Regions from separate parts of the Homo sapiens genome. Here region 2 is linked to region 1. Evidence: chromatin loops called from intact Hi-C (ENCODE). Cell type or tissue: Caco-2. All regions are shown on one strand.

Evidence for each region. A loop is a pair of places that touch in the nucleus more often than their neighbours do. Peaks named below come from ENCODE experiments on the same cell type or tissue, not always from the same donor. Only the 100,000 strongest peaks of a DNase experiment are listed, where the experiment ranks them.
Region 2: it touches region 1 in a loop (16-fold over the local background); 20 of 110 quality-filtered maps call a loop at or near these places.

What each region holds. Positions count from the first base shown.
Region 1 is chr1:172,824,959-172,827,458 of GRCh38, reverse strand. LOC105371618 (a long non-coding RNA gene) reads left to right here. Exons shown (of 3, transcript XR_007066734.1): 3 at 2,270-2,334. Among named protein-coding and RNA genes, the nearest start is that of FASLG, 170 kb to the right of the region's middle. In Caco-2, a CTCF peak has its summit at 1,274; no DNase peak of the experiment used is centred here.
Region 2 is chr1:173,419,345-173,421,844 of GRCh38, reverse strand. The region is part of intron 1 of PRDX6-AS1 (PRDX6 antisense RNA 1); the gene reads left to right. All of the region lies in intron 2 of LOC100506023 (a long non-coding RNA gene), which reads left to right. It also overlaps a transcript of TNFSF4 not described here. Among named protein-coding and RNA genes, the nearest start is that of PRDX6-AS1, 41 kb to the left of the region's middle. RefSeq lists an enhancer at 1,466-1,565. In Caco-2, a CTCF peak has its summit at 1,325 (motif pointing left); a DNase peak (open chromatin) is centred at 1,354.

The sequences.
Region 1 (2,500 bases):
TAAGAACTTTGTACTCTAATCTGTAAATGATGAAGAACCATTAAAAATGTTTACACAAGGAGGTTAAATGATTGGGTTTTGCTTTTAGAAAAAGTATGCTCCTTACGTTGTAGAGACCAGATTTAAGGGAAGCAAGTCAGGAGAAAGGAAACTACAGATTGCGATGTTCCAAGGAGAGGACAAGGACCTAAGTAAGGAAATCGTTATTGGGGATGAGCCTGAAAACAGATTTAAAAAATAGTTATGAGCTAAAACCATTAGACCTTGCTGATTGCCTAGATGTAGAAGGCCCAGGACAATGAGAAGTCTTACATAATTATTTAATCTCTGGTTTGGGCAACAAGATGGTTATGCCAGTAATTAAGCTAGAAATAAAGGAACCATTGGTGAACAGAGAACAACAATGAAGACAGTTCCAGGTATGTTGAGTTTGAGATTCTTCTGGGACATATCAAGCTAAAGATTACATATGAGTTCTAGGGTAAAGATTAAGTTTGACATTAGTTGTCATTCCAGTTATAAATGAAACAATGACAAGGATGAAATTCCTCAAGCAAAGTATGTAAAGAAATGGAGACTTTGGGGTAATGTTAGAAACCTGGGTTATTGTAGTTACTGGACACACAGAAGAGGAAGAGCCCCAAAAGACAAGAAAGAAATCACTCAAAGAAGCAAGAGGAATGCCAGGACAGATTGGAGTCAAGAAACTAAACCAGAGGGTTTTAAGATAGGGCGTAAGATACGGACTGAGAAAGCATCCTTGGGTTTCGCAATACAAAGTTCATTGGTGACCTTTAGAAGTGAGTCTAGGCTCCGAACCGTGATGTGTTGAAGTGTAAATGAATTACAGTCATGAATACAGTTTACTTAGCTGAAAACGAAAGGAGAAGAATTAGGGCACAGCTAGAGGCGATGCAAGGCCAAGAAATAGCTGACTGAGGCTAAAGGAATACAGATTGCAGAGGCACACAGTAAATGAGGGTCTTTATTTCATTACAAATATACAGTTTAATACTCAAAAATATCTTTCAAACACGAGGTCAGAAGGGAAATAAAGTTGCATGAATTGCCTTTGGTAGAGTTCTAACTACTTTGTGTACAGGAACATTATGTTTCTATTTTCACTGGGACCCAGAAGCACGCAGAGCTGCCTCCTCTCTTTCGTCACATGTCTCCTGAGATCCTTGAATAACTCAATTTTGGGATGTAATCATTTTGCTTTCAGGGAAGCTGAATACCATTTTTGTGAGGAATCATTCCACCACCATGTGGCTACTCTTGAGAATAGCATTTTTCTCAACTTCCTCCTAGAGCTAGCTACTGGGTTGAGTTCCCAGAGAAGGAGAATTCCACAGCTCAAAGAACTTTAGAAACCCTCTCTTTATTTTGCAGATAAGGAGAGCAAAGATAACTTGCCTAATTTTTCAAAATTTCCGTATATTTTAACTGGTTATGAATATTTTATACATTATGAGTGATTATATATATATAAAGCAGACAACAAAAAACACATACAAAATCTTTCCATGTTCATTCAAACCCAAGGACAACATCCCTGTCAGACTGTCTTAAGTAAAAAATATTGATGAAATGCAGCAATACACAGAGATCAGTGTTTCTAAACTAATCTTTAACAACAACATCCTGCCTTGAGGCTAACATGATGTTTTGTTTAAATTTAAGCCATTTCCAAAAAAAGTTTTAATTTCCGCAAGTTCAGATTGGTAAAATAGAAAGCATACCTACAGAGGATCAGTCCTTAGGTGATAATTAGAATGTGTTTATTATCTTAAGATATAAAACCCAGTTGTATAATATCTTTTGTCATTTTGCTTTTCTCTATCTTTTTTTGTGATAATAAAAATAACAGATGTCATTAAAGAAAATGTGAAGGTTTCAAGGGAAAAAGACATAAAAGTCACTAAAAGAGTTCATAACCCAATAGTATTTTAAAAAATTTTTTGGCACTTTTAATCCCTTATAACTGCTTTAAGTTAAAGAAATCAAGCTCACTATTTTATTTATCCCATTGAATTAGCTAAGAGTTAAAAAATGATTTCTTATATTTACAGAAGTTATTTCACTCTTCATATTAATCACACTTAATCAAAAAGTGTCACAAACTCTTAAGACTTTAAATAAATGTAAAACTGTTAAAACAGAGCAAAGTTGACAAGGTTTGGGCCACCTTTATGCAAGGTGGCATCTTCAGCCAGACTGTCCATATGTTCATTAATGCTGTCTTTAATTATTTCTAAAAATCTTTAAGGCATTGGCTGCTCCCTGCATCTTTAATCTGCTGGTCCAAAGATGCTTCTGGTGAATGGAAGTGCTCTAAATTAGCAAAACTAGAATAACCTAAGCTTTGAAATGTTTCAAATCAAGGCAATGGACTTCTTCTGAATAGTACAGTTGATCCTTGAACCATACAGGTTTGAACTGTGTGGGTCCACTTACAGAGAGATATTCTTCCACCTCTGCCACCCCTGAGCAAGATCAA
Region 2 (2,500 bases), 590 kb before region 1:
TGCGTAGTTCTAAATTACTGTATTATGTTTCAGGTAATTAAGCCAGAAGAACAAATTGGGATGGACTGTTGTATTTACATTTCAGTTTACTAGAGGTAGCCTTGAAATAGTTACAAAAATATGAATATCAGTGGGGAAAAAAATAAGGGGGATTTTCATTTTTTTTTTTCCAGAAACGATAAATTGGCAAGGAAGACAGATACGGGAAAATCAGTCATGAGAATTTGTCTTTCAGTGACTCTTTCTTGGCTGGGAAGAAAAGCTTTTCTTCTATTTAGTTGAGAACAGTGACAAGGATTATTTTACTTGAGGATGGCAGATTATTTTACCAGCAGCTGGCAGATGAGAATAATTCCCTAGACAACAAGGAGGGGCAGTATGGTAGGGAGGGAACCCGGTTCGGAGGGTCTGGGGTTCACAGCTCCACAGTGCTGCTTACCAGCTCTTAGCCTTCATTACATTGCTTACCTTCCTGGAGGTTCAGTTTCCTTATCCATAAAATGGGGGTCAGGTTGCCAAATTTATCAAATAAGAATCTAGGATGTCCAGTTAAAGCTGAATTTCAGATAAATAATTATTTTTTAGTGTAAATATGTCCCATAAAATATTTATGTCCCATGCAATAACTATGTCCCTAATGGTGCGTGGGACATATGCTAAAACATTATTTGTTGTTTATCTGAAATTCAAATTTAACTGTGCGGCCTATATTTTTTCTGGCAACCCTAAATGCGGGCAGGGGCAGTGGTGGTGACATGTAGGGATGGTGTGAGGATAAAATAATACCACAGTTAGGTTTTATCGCAGTGTGTAGTCTGTGTGTAGTCAACACATAACTATAAGTAGTGACTGTAACATAACTGTAACTGGTGCATAGTAAAAAACAAATGGATATTATTAGTATAATAGTTGTTATTAATAAAGGTCTTTAAATGACAATTGGCCATACAGGAGCCTTTGGGGAAAAGTTTCTGACTCTAAATTAAGGGAAGGTAAATTATGATCAAGATCTGGGAATAAGATTTAGACTTACACAGTAATAATTTGAGGAAGAGAAAGACTTAGTAAATTAGTTATGTAATTACATAATTAACAACTTGGGAGGTTTTCTTTACACGTTTATTCCCTAGGGCATCATCTTTAAATTATATTTAGTTTTTGCTAAGTTGACCAGTTTGTGGTTTTAAGTGTTTACTTTCTTTTCTTTTGAAATGTAGGGAAAGCATATTTGACATCATCTTAAAGAAATTATGTAGCCATATAAAACCGGAGGGTAGGGTCTACTGGCCAGGAAAAAAAAAGGCCTTTACTGCCACCTGGTGGCCATATTCTTTAACTGCAATGTGCCTAAGTGAGGCTGGAAAGGAAAGCGTTGGAAAACATGCTAAACCCAGAGGGCACCAAGGCCGCGTCATGACAGTAAGAGCCGTCAAGTACTGTGTCCTTTCCCTCAGTTCTCAATCTCTCACAGCTTGAGGCTTGAGAATTAGCAGCTGGCTACGAGAGGTGGAGGAGAGAAAATGGTGAAGTCCATGCCTTCCTCCTTGGTACCGAGTTTCCAAACCTGAAGTGAAGGAGTCTGAGAGGGGAGAAGCTTCAGGTTGAGTAGACTGTTTTTTACTTTTTTTTTTGTTTGTTTGTTTTAAAGAGCCTCTTTATTTAATGGCTCAGAGTGGCTAGAAAATCCGTGGTATTGGTTAGCTTTCATCTCAAGTGCAGGGACAAGGCAAATCCAGAGAGAGGAGTTGAAAGGACAAAGAAAAAAGAAAAAAAATTGCTTTTTACGTGCATTTTGCTGCATGCAGCTCACTCAATAAACATGCGTTAAATGCATAAATATATCATGAGGTAAAAATCGGGGGAAAGGTGATGCATTGATGCTGATAGAGGACAGGCAAACTGCATTCCATTTGGACCGCAGCCTCTCATCCCCCCCCCCGCCACACAAACTAAGGTCAAAATCAGGGAGGGAGTCCAGGGTAAAGTTATCAGTAGAGTCAGCTCTAGGAGCTATAGTTAATCTATTTTAAAAAATCTTAAAAAACCCATAAGTCCATTATAGCAGGGACATAAAGCAGTCCTAGCCTCCTGACCCTGACCCAGCCATGGCAATCAGGGCTGCTTCCTTTTATTCTCCCTTGTGTCCTCATGGGTCTTTCCAAGCCCTGCAGGGAAGGGTGGAAGCTGGTTCCATCAGTGCCTCTCCCCCAGCTTCCACCCTCCTCTCTCTTCTGTGACCTCTCAGTTTTCCTTCTCTGTACCCCAAATCATGCCTGTCTTAGTCCATTGCTGTAACAGAATTCTACAGACTGGATCATTTATAAAGACAAGAAATTTATTGCTTATAGTTCTGGAGGCTGGGAAGTCCAAGCACATGGTGCTGGCATTTGGTGAAGGCCTTCTTGCTGCATCCTCACGTGGCAGAGGGCATCACATGGCAAGTGGGCAAGAGCAGGCTTGTCCGCTTGGGTTACTCTAACTCTTCTTTTTTTTTTTTTTT